Regions from separate parts of the Homo sapiens genome. Here all the other regions are linked to region 1. A link is an interaction called in ENCODE POLR2A ChIA-PET data of the cell type or tissue named here. Cell type or tissue: K562. All regions are shown on one strand. Region 1 has its middle 110 kb from the start of NEK6. Region 2 has its middle 27 kb from the start of NEK6. Region 3 overlaps DENND1A (DENN domain containing 1A).

What was found. ChIA-PET counts read pairs that join two places held together with the same protein. Peaks named below come from ENCODE experiments on the same cell type or tissue, not always from the same donor. Only the 100,000 strongest peaks of a DNase experiment are listed, where the experiment ranks them.
Region 2: POLR2A ChIA-PET joins it to region 1 with 8 read pairs; 4 of 35 experiments call an interaction of 5 or more read pairs at or near these places.
Region 3: POLR2A ChIA-PET joins it to region 1 with 5 read pairs; 1 of 35 experiments calls an interaction of 5 or more read pairs at or near these places.

What each region holds. Positions count from the first base shown.
Region 1 is chr9:124,143,064-124,148,063 of GRCh38, forward strand. No RefSeq gene overlaps it. Among named protein-coding and RNA genes, the nearest start is that of NEK6, 110 kb to the right of the region's middle. RefSeq lists a silencer at 1-21 and enhancers at 407-980, 981-1,556, 1,557-2,130. In K562, no CTCF peak of the experiment used is centred here; a DNase peak (open chromatin) is centred at 1,938.
Region 2 is chr9:124,228,572-124,233,571 of GRCh38, forward strand. No RefSeq gene overlaps it. Among named protein-coding and RNA genes, the nearest start is that of NEK6, 27 kb to the right of the region's middle. In K562, no CTCF peak of the experiment used is centred here; a DNase peak (open chromatin) is centred at 2,970.
Region 3 is chr9:123,554,164-123,559,163 of GRCh38, forward strand. DENND1A (DENN domain containing 1A) reads right to left here. Exons shown (of 24, transcript NM_001352964.2): 13 at 3,407-3,532. Among named protein-coding and RNA genes, the nearest start is that of MIR7150, 71 kb to the left of the region's middle. In K562, no CTCF peak of the experiment used is centred here; a DNase peak (open chromatin) is centred at 2,788.

The DNA.
Region 1 (5,000 bases):
CCCCTGTGACCTGCACGTAGACATCCAGATGGCCTGAAGCAACTGAAGATCCACAAAACAAGTGAAAACAGCCTTAACTGATGACATTCTGCCATTGTGATTTCTTTCTGCCCCAACCTAACTGATCAATGTACTTTGTAATCTCCCCCACCCTTTAGAAGGTTCTTTGTGATTCTCCCCACCCTTGAGAATGTACTTTGTGAGATCCACCCCCTGCCCACAAAACATTGCTCCTAACTCCACCGCCTATCCCAAAACCTGTAAGAACTAATGATAATCCCACCACACTTTGCTGACTCTCTTTTCGGACTCAGCCCGCCTGCACCCAGGTGAAATAAATAGCCTTGTTGCTCACACAAAGCCTGTTTGGTGGTCTCTTCACACGGACACGTGAGACATTGATGTGTTTCATTTTAGTTTCATTTGTGCTAGTTGGGGTCCCAGCAGGAAAGGGATGGTACCCTCAAACTGAGTAATTTGAGGAGAGTTAAAAAAAAAGGAAAATTTACAAAGGTGTGTGTCAGGCCTCTGAGCCCAAGCTAAGCCATCATATCCCCTGTGAACTGCATGTAGACATCCAGACGGCCTGAAGCAACTGAAGATCCACAAAACAAGTGAAAATAGCCTTAACTGATGACATTCCACCATTGTGATTTGTTTCTGCCCCACCCTAACTGATCAATGTACTTTGTAATCTCCCCCACCCTTAAGAAGGTTCTTTGTAATTCTCCCCACCCTTGAGAATGTACTTTGTGAGATCCAACCCCTGCCCGCAAAACATTGCTCCTAACTCCACCGCCTATCCCAAAACCTGTAAGAACTAATGATAATCCCACCACCTTTGCTGACTCCTTTTTTTGGACTCAGACCGCCTGTACCCAGGTGAAATAAACAGCCTTGTTGCTCACACAAAGCCCGTTCGGTGGTCTCTTCACACGGACGCATGAGACAGTGTGGACAGTATATAATAAATAATTTGTTGGCCCAGGAGGTCAAGGCTGCAGTGAGTCATGATTGCACCACTGTACTCCAGCCTGAGTGACAAAGCAAGAACCTTTCTCCCTCTCTCTCTCTTCTTTTTTTTTTTTTTTTTTTTGAGACTGAGTCTCACTCTGTCACCCAGGCTGGAGTGCAGTGGCTCGATCTCGGCTCACTGCAGCCTCTGCCTCCTGGGTTGAAGCGATTCTCCTGCCTCAGCCTCCTGAGTAGCTGGGATTACAGGCATGTGCCACCATGCCGGGCAAATTTTTGTATATATTTTTTTCTTTCTTTTTTTTTTTTTTTTTTTTTTGAGACGGAATCTGGCTCTGTCGCCCAGGCTGGAGTGCAGTGGCGCAATCTCGGCTCACTGCAAGCTCCGCCTCCCAGGATCACGCCATTCTCCTGCCTCAGCCTCCCGAGTAGCTGGGACCACAGGCGCCTGCCACCACGCCTGGCTAATTTTTTGTATTTTTAGTAGAGACGGCGTTTCACTGTGTTAGCCAGGATGGTCTTGATCTCCTGGCCTTGTGATCCGCCCACCTCGGCCTCCCAAAGTGCTGGGATCACAGGCGTGAGCCACTGCACCCGGCCAAATTTTTGTATTTTTAGTAGAGATGGGCTTCACCATGTTGGCCAGGCTGGTCTCGAACTCCTGGCTTCAAGTGATCTGCCTGCCTCAGCCTCCCAAAGTGCTGGGATTACAGGCATGAGTCACCTCACTCGATCCTTTCTCAAAACAAACAAAAAGAATTTGCTGGCCTCGGCTCCTGGTTCCTGGGAGGTAATCTTCAAATCCCTGGAACTTCCTGAGTAAAAAAAGTATCTTTGATATTCATGATGGCTCCCATGGGCCACACGTGATGGTTTAGGTGACTAATGCTTCCTAGGAAGTTTATGCTAATCAGAAGACAAGGTAGGGTCAGGGTGGAGACTGACAATGCCAGAAAGTCCAACCGTTTGATAAGACGGCTGGGGCTTTGAGTCACCTGATATCAGCCCTACCTCTGGGGACAGCTAGGGGAGTAAAGGTTGAGTTCAACCTCATGGCCATGATTTAATCAGCCTATGAAATAAAGCCCCAATAGAAAGTCTGGACACTGTCATTTAAGTGAGCTTCCCTGGTTGTCCATACTATGCATATTGATGTGCTGGGAGGGTAACGGCTCCCCGAGGATGATGGAAGCTTGATGTTTGGGACCCTTCCAGACCTTGCCCTATGCATCTTTTTCTTTGGCTGATTCTGGTTTGTATCTTCTTGCTAATCATATGTATCATGCTATCCTGAATTCTATGAGTTATTGAAACTGCCTTTGCAAAATTATGACTGAGACAGTGAAAGAGACCTAATTTAACCAACTCCATCTTGTTTCTTTCTTTTTCTTTTTCTTTTTTTTCTTTTTTCTTTTTTCTTTTTTTCTTTTTTTGAGACAGAATCTCTTTGGCACCAGGCTGGAGTGCAATGGCGCGATCTCGGCTCACTGCAACCTCCGCCTCCCAGGTTCAAGAGATTCTCCTGCCTCAGCATCCCGAGTAGCTGGGACTACAGGCGCGCACCACCATGCCTGGCTAATTTTTTGTATTTTTAGTACAGACGGGGTTTCACCATGTTGTCCAGGCTGATCTTGAACTCCTGACCTCAGGTGATCCACCTGCCTTGGCCTCCCAAAGTGCTGGGATTACAGGCGTGAGCCACTGCACCTGGCACCCCATCTTGCTTCTAACCTCCAAACTGTCCTTGTTCATTCCTGGGTGTAGGCTGAACTATCTTTGAGAGAAACCCAGTTTATAGTTTATAGTTTAAAACGAAGACATTAACAGCCCTTTCCCAAAGCAGACCTTCTTGCTTGGGGACTAGATTGCCTTTGTAGGACTAACATTAGCCACAACATTAGAAATTATGGTTTAGGAGTCACGCAGCTGGAGGTTACAAGATTCTCACCCTCCCTAGACTGCTCCTAAGGTCAGTGCTGAGATATTTTTCAGACCCTGCACTTGATGGATCAGCTGGCATCACCCAGAACAATAAACTGGCTCATCTGATCTTATGATCCCTACCCAGGAACTGACTCAGCACAATAAGGCAGCTTTGACTTTCTGTAATTTCCTCCCTGACCAATCAGCACTCCTGGCTCACTGGCTTCCCCCCACCCACCAAGTTGTCCTTAAAAACTCTGCTCCCCAAATGCCCGGGGAGACTGATTTGAGTAATAAGAAAACTCCAGTTTCCTACACAGCCGGCTCTGTGTGAATTATTCTTTCTCTATTACAATTCCCATGTCTTGAGAAATCAGCTCTGTCTAGGCAGGGGGAAGGTGAACCCCTTGCACAGTTACATTATTCTAGAATGTTTGAACCTGAGGGAGTAGTGAGGATCCCTGGATTTGTAGTCAGCTGGTTAGAAGTGGGGGTAGTCTAGGAAACCCCAAACTTGCAGCTGATGTCTGAGTCTTCTAGAGGACTGTGCTCTTTCCCTTGCGAAATTTGGCCAGACTATGAGCCGCTGGTGTCAGAAGTCACTGCAGGCAGAGGGTTTAGGAAAAGTAACAGGAGGTGATGCAGTACCCCCGGGTGAGCATCAACGGGGAGCTCTTACCTTCTCCAGGCCTTAGAGACTGGAGAAAGGAGCAAATAGAAGCTCAGAGAGGATGACATGGAGCAGACCATCCGACAGGAGCTGTGGCTTTTTCTTTTCTTTTCTTTTCTTTTTTTTTTTTTTTTTTTGAGACAGTTTCGCTTTTTCACCCAGGCTGGAGTGAAGTGGTGCGATCTTGGCTCACTGCAACCTCCACCCACCGGGTTCAAGAGATTCTCTTACCTCAGCCTCCTGAGTAGCTGAGACTACAGGTGCCTGCCACCACAACTGGCTAATTTTTGTGTTTTTAGTAAAGACAGGGTTTCGCCATGTTGTCCAGGCTGGTCTCGAACTCCTGACCTCAGGTGATTCACCCACCTCGGTCTCCCAAAGTGTTAGGATTACAGGCGTGAGCCACTGTGTCTGGCCAGGAGCTATGGCTTTCAGTAAAGGGACACAGGCAACTCCCAGCAAGGAGTGAGCCAGAGCACTTGGTGCCCTGATCTCTTGACTCCATCCTCTGATCTCTTACTGATGTCTTCCATTGGCTGAACTAAACTGGAAGCCAAAGGACAAGGAAATCTATAGAGGTCAGCTCCAAGGCACAGAGCAGAACAGAGCATGGATCTGGAGAGGCTAATATCCAGTTCACTTGCCCCAAACAAAATCATCTTCTCTCTACCGCCTTTCCCTCTCCTTTCTTGCAGAATAAAATCAAATGAGGACCTGGAGGGCCTTTGATCACAGAGTTGGAGACAGTCCCCCAGGGGATGGCAGATGAAGATGAAGGAACTACAGTCCCAGAATGTTTTCAGTGAGAAATGCCTCCTCAGCTTGGGGCTTCTTAGCTTTAGATTCTTATGTGAAAAAGAAAGAAATGTCCAGCTTGCTTGAGTAACTGTGTTTTCTGATCTTTTTGCTATGGCAGTTTAGCCTGTATCCTAACTGATGTCGTTGGTATGGACATGATAATCCAGGCTGTCTGCTACATTGGAGAGAGGGTAAATGGGTACACTATCTCTCAAACACAATCGAACATGATATATCAGGAGCTTTAAAAGTTTAGATCCTGTAGTTCATGATTCTATTTCTTGGAGTTTAAGAAAATAGAAATATTGGCACAAGTATATTCAATTACATACCATTGATGTGATTTTCATAAAAAAATCAGGAATAGAAGCAACCTTAAAATACATACAATAATAAAAGAACAATTAATAGATTATGGTCCAGCCTGGCCAACATGGCAAAACCTGTCTCTGCCAAAAAAAAAAAAAATCCAAAAAAAATTAGCCAGACGTGGTGGCACACATCTGTAATCCCAGCTACTCAAGAGACTAAGGCACGAGAATCACTTGAGCCTGGGAAGCAGAGGTTGCAGTGAGCAGAGATTGTGCCACTGCACTCCAGCCTAGGTGACAGGGTGAGACTCCGTCTCAAAAAAAAA
Region 2 (5,000 bases), 86 kb after region 1:
CTTGGGCATGGCAGGCCAGTCTCCCCCAGACCCACCCACTGACAGCCTCCCAGCAGGAGGGAACTCACACTCCTCACAACAGCACTTTGTGGTGTAAATACAAAACCCCATTTTACAGATGAGAAAATGGAGGCTTGAAGAAGTGAATTGACTTGCCCAGCGCCTCATAGTCAAAAAGTAATCAAACTGGACTTGGCACACAGGTTGACAAACCCCAAGGCCAGGATTCTCTCCTTGCTCCCCCAACCCTTGGATCTCCCACCTGCTGGCGCCAGACCTAATTAGGAGCTCTGCTGGCCCCTGAGGTGGGTTGGGAGGTGGGTGTGTCATTAGATTGTGAGATTCTGGAAGCTCCCGCCATGTGTCATTATGTCTAATTACATGAGTTCAGGCTTCTGCGTGGGCTGGTGGAGCCAGAGTGTCTCCGTGCCCAGGTGGCCAGGGAATTTCTGCAGCCAAGAAGTGGATGAGAGGCCGCTGAAGGACCCCGGTAACATGTTCCCCAAATCTCCTGGAGAAAGCCGAGTTCCAGGCCCCTCCCGGAGGCTGAAGGGTGGCCCCGATGGGGAGTTGGGGTCTCTCCATGCTTCTCGGGGTGCACTTAACCAGACTCCTACCTGGGCAGGGAATAGAGTAGAAGGAAATGGCTGCATGAGGGGCACAGCCCCTAGTCCCCTCATCCCAGCCCCAGACGGACAGACTCACACATGCATATGCACACACAAAACACAGAAACATGGTGTTGGAACAAATATCTGGACTTTTTTTTTTGGTAGATGAATCTGCTCTGTCATCCAGGCTGGAGTGCAATGGCATGATCTTGGCTCACTGCAACCTCTGCCCCCTGCTGGGTTCAAGCGATTCTCCTGCCTCAGCCTCCCAAGTAGCTGGGATTAAAGGGGCCCACCACCACACCCAACTAATTTTTGTATTTTTAGTAGAGACGAGGTTTCACCATGTTGGCCAGGCTGGTCTAACTTCTGACCTCAGGTGATCCACCCACCTCGGCCTCCCAAAGTGCTGGATTACAGGCATGAGCCACCATGCCTAGCCAAATATCTGGACCTTTGAGTAAAGAGCTGCTTACACTTTCATCAGTTCCACTGGGTGTTCACTCTGGGGGAAAGGCAAGTGAGAAGGAACATGGAATAGGGACAGAACGTGGTCACTGTCCTCCCTAGGCAGACATGGGTGAGGGAGGCGATCTTTTGCACGTGCTCATTTAATAAGCAGGTATTGGCCGGTCATGGTGGCTCATGCGTGTAATCCCAGCACTTTGGGAGGCCGAGGTGGGTGGATCACAAGGTCAGGCATTCAAGACAAGCCTGGCCAAGATGGTGAAACCCCAACTCTACTAAAAATATAAAAATTAGCCACGCGTGGTGGCGGGCGCCTGTAATCCCAGCTACTCAGAAGGCTGAGGCAGAGAATTGCTTGAACCTGGGAGGTGGAGGTTGCAGTGAGCCTAGATTGGGCCACTGCACTCCAGCCTGGACAGAGCGAGACTCCATCTCAAAAAAAAAGAAAAAAAAAAAAAAAAGCAGGTGTTGAGTGACTTCTGTGTGCCAGGCATTGTTCTAGGCATTGGGGTTATAAAATAAAGTCCCTCTTCTCAAGGGGAGAGAGACAATAACCATACACTAAATATGTAATGTACCAGATGGTGACAAGCAGAGTGAGGGTGAGGGGCCACTGCTCATAGATGATTATCTGGCTGGAGAAACAGTCAAACCTTTCCCCACTGACTTCCCAAACCCAGAGGATAGATGGAGAAACGACTTGGGGAATAGAAAAAAGGACCCACCTCCCCAGGTGCCTTCTCCTCCTTCTTCTCTTCTCCCTCTCCTCTAATGTTGTTTTTCCTTTAAACGTTACTTAAAACAGACCAGGCTCAGTGGCTCACGTCTGTAATCCCAGCACTTTGGTAGGCCGAGGTAAGAGGATCACTTAAGGCCAAGAGTTTGAGACCAGCCTGGCCAACATTGCAAAACCCTATCTTTATGAAAAATACAAAAATTAGCCAGGCATGGTGGTGTGCACCTGTAATCCCAGCTATTTGGGAGGCTAAGGCACCATAATCGCTTGATCCTGGGAGGCGGAGGTTGCAGTGAGTGGTGATCAGGTCATGGCACTCCAGCCTGGGTGACAGAGAGAGATTCTGTCTTCAAAAAATATACAAATAAATTTTTTTAAACAGTTACTTAAAACATACGGGAGGTGTAGAAAATTATATGACAAATACTCATGTACCCGCTACCCCTGTTAAAAAATGAAACTTTAGGCTCGTAAAAAAATAAAAACTGGCTGGGCGCGGTGGCTCATACCACGGCACTTTGGGAGGCCGAGGTGGGCAAATCAAGAGGTCAGGAGTTCGAGACCAGCCTGACCAACATGGCAAAATCCCGTCTCTACTAAAAAGGCAAAAATTAGCTGGGTGTGGTGGCATGTGCCTGTAATCCTAGCTACTCAAGAGGCTGAGGCAGGAGAATTGCTTGAACCAGGAGGCAGAGGTTGCAGTGAGCCAAGATCACGCCACTGCACTCCAGCGTGGGCAACAGAGCGAGACTCTGTCTCAAAAAACAAACAAACAAACAAACAAACAAAAAACTTACAAATATAATCAAAGGTCCCCATGTTAGCCAGGAAAGGCTAGGTTATGCTGTAGTAACAAACAAACCCCAAATTTCAGTTGCTTTAAACAACAAAGGTCTGCTTCTATCGCATTCTCGATCCAGTGAGGGTTGACTACATTGGGCTATGTTCATTGTAGTCTCTTAGGAACCCAGTCTGAGGGATGCTCCACTATTTATGATGCTGTGATCTCAGCAAAAGGCTTCAAGATTCACCAGGTAAGGAAGGGAGCAAGAAGACTCAGGTGCTGGCTCTTAGATGTTTCCATTTGGAAGCGGCATGTGTCAGTTCTCCTCACATTTCATTGGCTAAAGCAAGTCATGTGTCCATGTCCAGCTTCGAAGGGGAAGTGAAGTATAATCCTCTCATGTGCTCAGAAGAGAACTGACATGGTGGTGAGCATTGTTAATATCTACCGCTTTTCTTATCCCATTTCCATCTACCCTTCACTCCCAGCAATAAGACCCATCTAGAAGTTGTTATGCATCCTTTTCACCTGTGGATTTTAAAAAACTTTTAGTATGCCTGTATACATCAACAAAGAATATATAGAAAGAAAGCCAGGTGCGGTGGCTCATGCCTGTAATCCCAGCACTTTGGGAGGCCGAGGCAGGCAGATCGCTTAATGTCAGGAGTTCGAGATCAGCCTGGCCCACCTGGTGAAACCCTGTCTCTACAAAAAATACAAAAATTAGCCAGGTGTGATGGCACATGCCTGTAATCCCAGCTACTGGGGAGGCTGAGGCACAAGAATTGCTTGAACCCAGGAAGCGGAGGTTGCAGTGAGCCAAGATCGTGCCAATGCATTCCAGCCTGATTGACAGATCAAGACTCAGTCTCAAAAAAAAAAAAGTATATATATATATATATATATATATATATATATATATATATATATATAGAAAGAAATCACAAAGAAAACTAGAAAATATTTTGAGCTGAATAACAATGAAAATGTAACATATCTAAGCCTATGTGATACAGATAAAGCAATACAATAAAGGGAAAGTTATAACATTAAATGGCTTTATTCAAAAGGAAGAAAGTCCCAAAATAAATACATTTGCTAAGCTTCCACCTTTAGGAACTAGATAAAGAAGAGCAAATTAAACCCAAAGCAGGTAGAAAGAAAGAAATAATAAGATAAGAGTAGAAATCAATGACTAGAAAACAGAAAAACAAGAGAGAAAATAAATGAAACCACAAGCTGCCTCTTTGAAAACATCAACAACATTGATAAACTTCATCTTCAATCAGTAGAAAAGAGAAAGTCACGGGCCAGGTGCAGTGGCTCATGCCTGTAATCCCAGCACTTTGGGAGGCCGAGGTGGGAGGATCACGAGGGGAGGAGATGGAGACCATCCTGTCTAATGTAGTGAAACCCCGTCTCTACTAAAAATACAAAAAATTAGCCAGATGTGGTGGCGTGTGCCTGAAGTCCCAGCTACTCGGGAGGCTGAGGCAGGAGAATTGCTTGAACCCAGGAGGTGGAGTTTGCAGTGAGCCGAGACAGTGCCACTGCACTCCAGCCTGGGCGACAGAGCAAGACTCCATCTCAAAGAAAAAAAAAAAGACACAAATTACCAACAAGAAAAATGAAAGCCTGGGTGCAGTGGCTCTGCCTGTAATCCTGACACTTTGGGAGGCTGAGGCAGGAGGATTGCTTAAAGCCAGGAATTCAAAACCAGCCTGGGCAACACAGCGAGACCCTGTCTCTACAAAAAGTAAAAAAATTCGCTGGGTGTGGTGGCTCATGTTTGTAGTCTTAGCTACTTGGGAGGCTGAGGTGGGAGAATCCCTTGAGTCTAGGAGGTCAAGGCTGCAGTGAGCTATGATAGCGCCATTACACTCCAGCCTGGGTGACAGAGCAAGACCTTGTCTCAAAAAAAAAAAAAAAAAAAAAAAAAAAGAAAGAAAGAGAGGGCATCCCTACACATCCTGTGACCATTAAAAAGATAATAAGGAAGTATTGTGCCCAAAGTTATGACCACAAATTTGACAACTTAGATGAAGTGGGCATATTCCTTGAAAGACACAAACTAGCAAAGTTCTCAAGAAGAAACAAAGGGAAGCGGAAAAGATAACTATTGGGTACTGGGCTTCATAGCTGGGTGATGAAATAACCTGTACAACAAACCCCCATGACACATGTTTACCTATGTAACAAACCTTCACATGTACCCCCAAACCAAAAATACAAGTTTAAAAAAAGAGGGAAAACATTACTTTTTCTCTCTTTTAGTTTGAGAAACTAGCAGTTAATTTTTTTTTTTTTTTTTTTTTTTTGAGACGGAGTCTCACTCTGTCGCCCAGGCTGGAGTACAGTGGTGCCATCTAGGCTCACTGCAAGCTCCACCTCCCAGGTTCAC
Region 3 (5,000 bases), 590 kb before region 1:
AACGCCTCCTCCCTATTTCTTGGGCTCATATGTACTTTGCAGTCATTATTTTAAACTAATCCGCTCAACATTTTTAAAAGACAGGGTCTCACCCTGTTGCCCAGGCTGGAATGCAGTGGCACCATCTTGGCCTACTGCAGCCTCAAACTCCTGGGCTGAAGTGGTCCTCCTGTCAGCCTCCCAAGTAGCTGGGACCACAGGCATGTGATACTACATCCAGCTAATTTATTTTTTGTAGAGATGGGGTCTCTCTATGTTGCCCAGGCTGGTCTTAAATGTGCCACCATGCCTGGCTGCCCCAAGCAATCTTACATGGGGAATGTTGTTACATCATATTTTAGAAGAGGGGAATTTGCCAAAATTAAATCTATAGTTTAAAAACCATCTAGGTGACATGGTGATGACCACGACTTGAAGCTTGGTTGGAAAATTCCAGGCCTTCTGGTTTCCTTCTCCACCTTATGGAAGAAAGCCATTGTGGTTCAGATGAACAGGATTGAAAGGCTGACAGGTCTGCCATATTTCATTGATTCTAAGATGAAAATTACTTCCCATTGTAACATTTCTGAAATCTGGATGTGTCTTATAATTGGTGGCATCCTTCGATTATAATTGGCACCACTCTTTTCCCTTTCTTAATGGTACATAAACTAATAGTACATCTTATGACTGAACAGCATCTTACATTCAAGGACAAGTGCCATGTCTCCATCTAAATCCATCATGTTATCTCTAAGCTGATAGAATATTACATAGCCATTAAAACTATCATAAGACAGACTTTAATTTATTTCACCAGTTACCTAACATGGATACTCAGTATACTCCAGTGTTTTACCATTAGAAATGCTGCTACTGTGAACACCTTGGCATTAAGCATTTCCTTTTGCAACTAGGGGTGTCTTCATCCTCTCCTAGGCTCCAAATCTTGGGAGACATTTTGACACTTCTTGCTGTTCATCTCCCATATTTGATCTATTGCGGAGTCTTGCTACTTCCTCCTTCATGGTCCCTGTTCCTGGTGGAGCCACCCGGGGCTCTCTTCTGAGTTCCCATAACACTCCTCTAACTGGTTTCTCTGCCTCCAGCTCTCCTTTTAGTCCATCACTGTACTACTGCTCAAAGGCAACTTCAGTCATGTCACATTTCTGCTCAAAAACTTACACTCCTCACAGGGTAAAGTTCACTCTCTTAGCGTAGCATCCAAGGCTCCGCCAAATTTGGCTCTATCCTCTCCTGCAGCCCCATCTCCCCACCCAATTGCTCCAAAGAAAATGGCGCACTCACTGGCTATGAGGGGCCCTGTCTCCAAGCCTTTGCTTCCTCAGTTACCTCCACCCTCACTCTAGGAAGGGATGCTCCCTTCTTTCTTTTCCCAAACCTTACTCATCAGACCCAGTTCAAGTTTCACCTTCCTGATGAAATGTGTTATGGCTCAATTGATCCTCAGGAAGGACAGGCAGGCTTATCCTCATTTCACAGATGAAGAAACTGAAGTTTAAATGGATTAAATGGCTTGCTCAACTTTTAGACAGCTAAGAAGTGCAGAGCCAGGCTTGAAACTCCAGGGCTTCTGTCCTTAAATCCAGTGCCTTCCAGCACCTTGTGCAAGTACAACGATAAACTCCTCCCGTGGAGGAGCCTGTGCCCAGATCCTGCAGCAGCAATATGTCCCGAACTTCAGCTGCCTTTGGATTCCAGATGCACACAGGCCAACAATGAGATCACTGCAAGAGTGAAAATACTTCAAGTCTGTCCATTCCCAGCAACCCAAGCAAAGGATTGGGCCAGTTGTCCTATTCATTCCCATTTTAAAGGGGGGAAGACAACTGTATTTTCCTTGAATTGTGCCAGCTGTCACTGCTTTGAACCTGATTGGTTTGGCTGGACCCAAGATCGTGACAAGTAATCAGAGCCATGTCACTTTGAGACTAGCAGGACACTATCAAGAACTGGCTTTAAGCTGAAGGGCTTTCGAGAAACCTAAGGGAAATATGTCTCAGGAAGCAAAAAGAGAGTGTATCCCTTCTGCTATGTGAGCACACAGTGACGATGGCACTGCCCAAAGCTCAGGCAGCCTAGAGAGTAAGGCCTAAGTGCTAGATGGATAAAAAGGAGTAGGAGGGTGGGGTTAGGACGCTGCTCCCTGAGCACCCACTGCCCCGGCCACTTCACAGAGAGCAGGTCCTGGGTGATGGGGAAACAAGGTGTTTGCTGTTACTCTTTGTGTTTTACTTGAATACACGACGGAGTCAGAGCAGTAAAGATACTTACCAATGTATAATTGCGGCTTACAAGGAAGCGTGACCCCTGCTCACAATCAGAATTTCTATAAAGAATGCATTGTCTCACATCCCCTCATCTTTTGTGATTTGATCTAATTAAATGCTATAGGTTAAAGTAAAAATAGAAACAAACAGCCCCGGCCTATAGGCAGTGAAGCCAGTGCTGGTCCCTTACACCCAACTCTGATTCTGACTCCGACTAGGCTGGGTGTGACAGCGTCACTCACCCGTTCAAGACGAAGGCAGCCCTGTGCTCCTGGGAGAACAGGCCTGTCGGCAAGGTTTCCCTCCAACATTCTCCCCTCTGCAGGGTGACCCAGGTCCCTAGGCCAGTTCCTGCATTCTCCTCAACCAGAAAGCCAAGAGTAGGCCGAGGAGAGAAACAGCAAAGAAGAACTTCTCTCTGAAGCTAAGAGGACTGCTACTGCCCTTGGTTTCAGAGAAGACCTGCTGTCTTCACATCCTTGCAATCACGAGTCACTTCCTGAGGCAGGCAGGGGACATAGATAAGTCAACGAGGCCCAGAAAGGGGGAAGGGCCAGAGGTGGGCAAGGTCACTTCCCGGTCTTCATTGTGGTCACTTACACCAAAACCACTCTCAGGAGCCATGAGGCGTGAGACCCAGGAGGCTCTGCTTTCTCAAGCGTGGAGGAGCGGTCCCGTGAAAGAACAGGGGTGGCGAGGCCCAGTGGGAAAGCAGGGGCTCCGGGGCCATCTGGCTTTTCCGGGCTAAGTTGTTTCTCTTCCCTGAGTCTTGGTTTCCTCATTTGTAAAGTGGAGCTGATCACCGCTACTGCACAGGTGCACTGTGAAGCCCCAGGGAGAGCAGGTGAGTGTGAGGGGCCTGGCGCTGCATCTGACACGCGGTTGGGGCTTACTGTCTAGGGTGGTGCACAGGGCATAACAGCCCCCAGAGCAGTGAGGGTCTCACACATGATAGCACAGCCTCCTTGTGTTGAGAGGTATGGCAAGGGGAGTACACTGTCCCCCACCACAAACACACACAAGCTCTTCTAGATGAATCTGGAAACCAGAAGAATCATGGCATTTCTTGTGGCCCCTGAGGTATGCTTCTCAGCCCTGACCAAACACAGGCTCTGTGACATGCCAAGGCTACTCACCGGCTCGATTTTCAGAGCGTTTCGGTAGCTACCGAAGAAAGCAGCCTGGGCCTTGAGGAACGCTCTGGCCACACCATCCCCAGTGGTTGTGGAGACCTTTTTCAGCCTGTTCTTCAGGGAAGAGATCTGGTGATGGAGAGAAGGAAAACACAGGTTGAGGACAGGGTCAAAGTAGGGTGGCTGACTAAGCCCACTACATATGGAGCCCTGGAAGATCCTACGGATGGCAGGATCCATTTGATACCTCAGTTACTGGGAGGACAAAAACGTGTTCAGGCTGGGTGCAGTGGCACACACCTGTAGTCCCAGCTACTTGGGAAGCTGAGGCACGAGAATCACTGGAACCCGGGAGGCAGAGGCTACAGTGAGCCGAGATTGCGCCATTGCACTCCAGCCTGGGCGACAGAGAGAAACTCAGTCTCAAAAAAAAAAAAGTGTTCAGAATTAGGGCATGTTTTTGAAATTTAAATGAATGTTGTTCCTATTAGAACATGTCTAATAAAAACAAAAACAATTTTTAATGACTTACTCCATGCCAGGTAAGCACTTTTGCATACATTTTACAATTTAGTTATTTTAACAATCCGGTGAGGAAGGGATTAATGTTCCCATCTTACAAGGGTAAAACAGCCTCAGGGAGGTTAGGCTACATACCTAGCAACAAACTCAAGACATGGGCCACATTCCAATCAAAGTCTTGTAGTCTGGGCCCAAACTCAGACTTTCAGTTCCCATTCTATCCCCTCTTAAAGCTACTTACAAATGTTAGAATAAAGGCTTATTTATATTTCTCACACATCATACTCTAAAGGAAGTGTGGCAGCTTATACTAATAGACATGTACTCAAGAGGTTAAAACAAAAAACTCGGAAGTGATGGTAATGGGCAAAGAAGCACGTAATACATTTGGTATATAAATGTAAGCCACCAGGTCTTACATGGTGGCTAGAAATGAGCTTAAATTTGACTTAAAAGCCTCCTAGTAGCCAAAGCAAGGAGGGAAAGATGAAGGTTGTGAGACTCCACAGGTCCACGTACTACAAACAAACCCGTTGGCCAAATGGAATAAAGATTTTCCTGAAAAGTGAGACATAAAAAACAATGTAGGAAAGACTGTGTGACATGGTGGCTGTTGCCCTCAACATCAAGCTTCCCGGACTATTTCTAACATGCCCTTCATTCATCTCAAGATGCCACGCTTCAGAGCACACCTTTCACGCTGCGTTCCCCATAAGAGGAATTGTGCGACGTGGTGACCTCGAGTTATCCATTCACTCAGCAAATATTTATTATTTCCTATGTACCGAGGACTATGTTAGGTGTTGAGAATGCAAGGGATACAATGAAACCACACGTGGGTCTTGCCCTCATTCAGCTGACATTCTAGTGAGAAAAACAGGAATGCATGTGCCATTGCTACTGTGACGAGCCTGTAACAGAGCTTGTCAAGAAGGTCAAGGAAGGCTTCCTGGAGGGCAACAAGCTTGCACTAAGATCTGAAGGATGGGTGAGGGTGGTTAACTCAGCAAAGAGGGGTGAGCACCGCGTGCTAAGTACGGGGAGTGGTGTGCAAAGGCCCTGCAGCGAAGAAGAG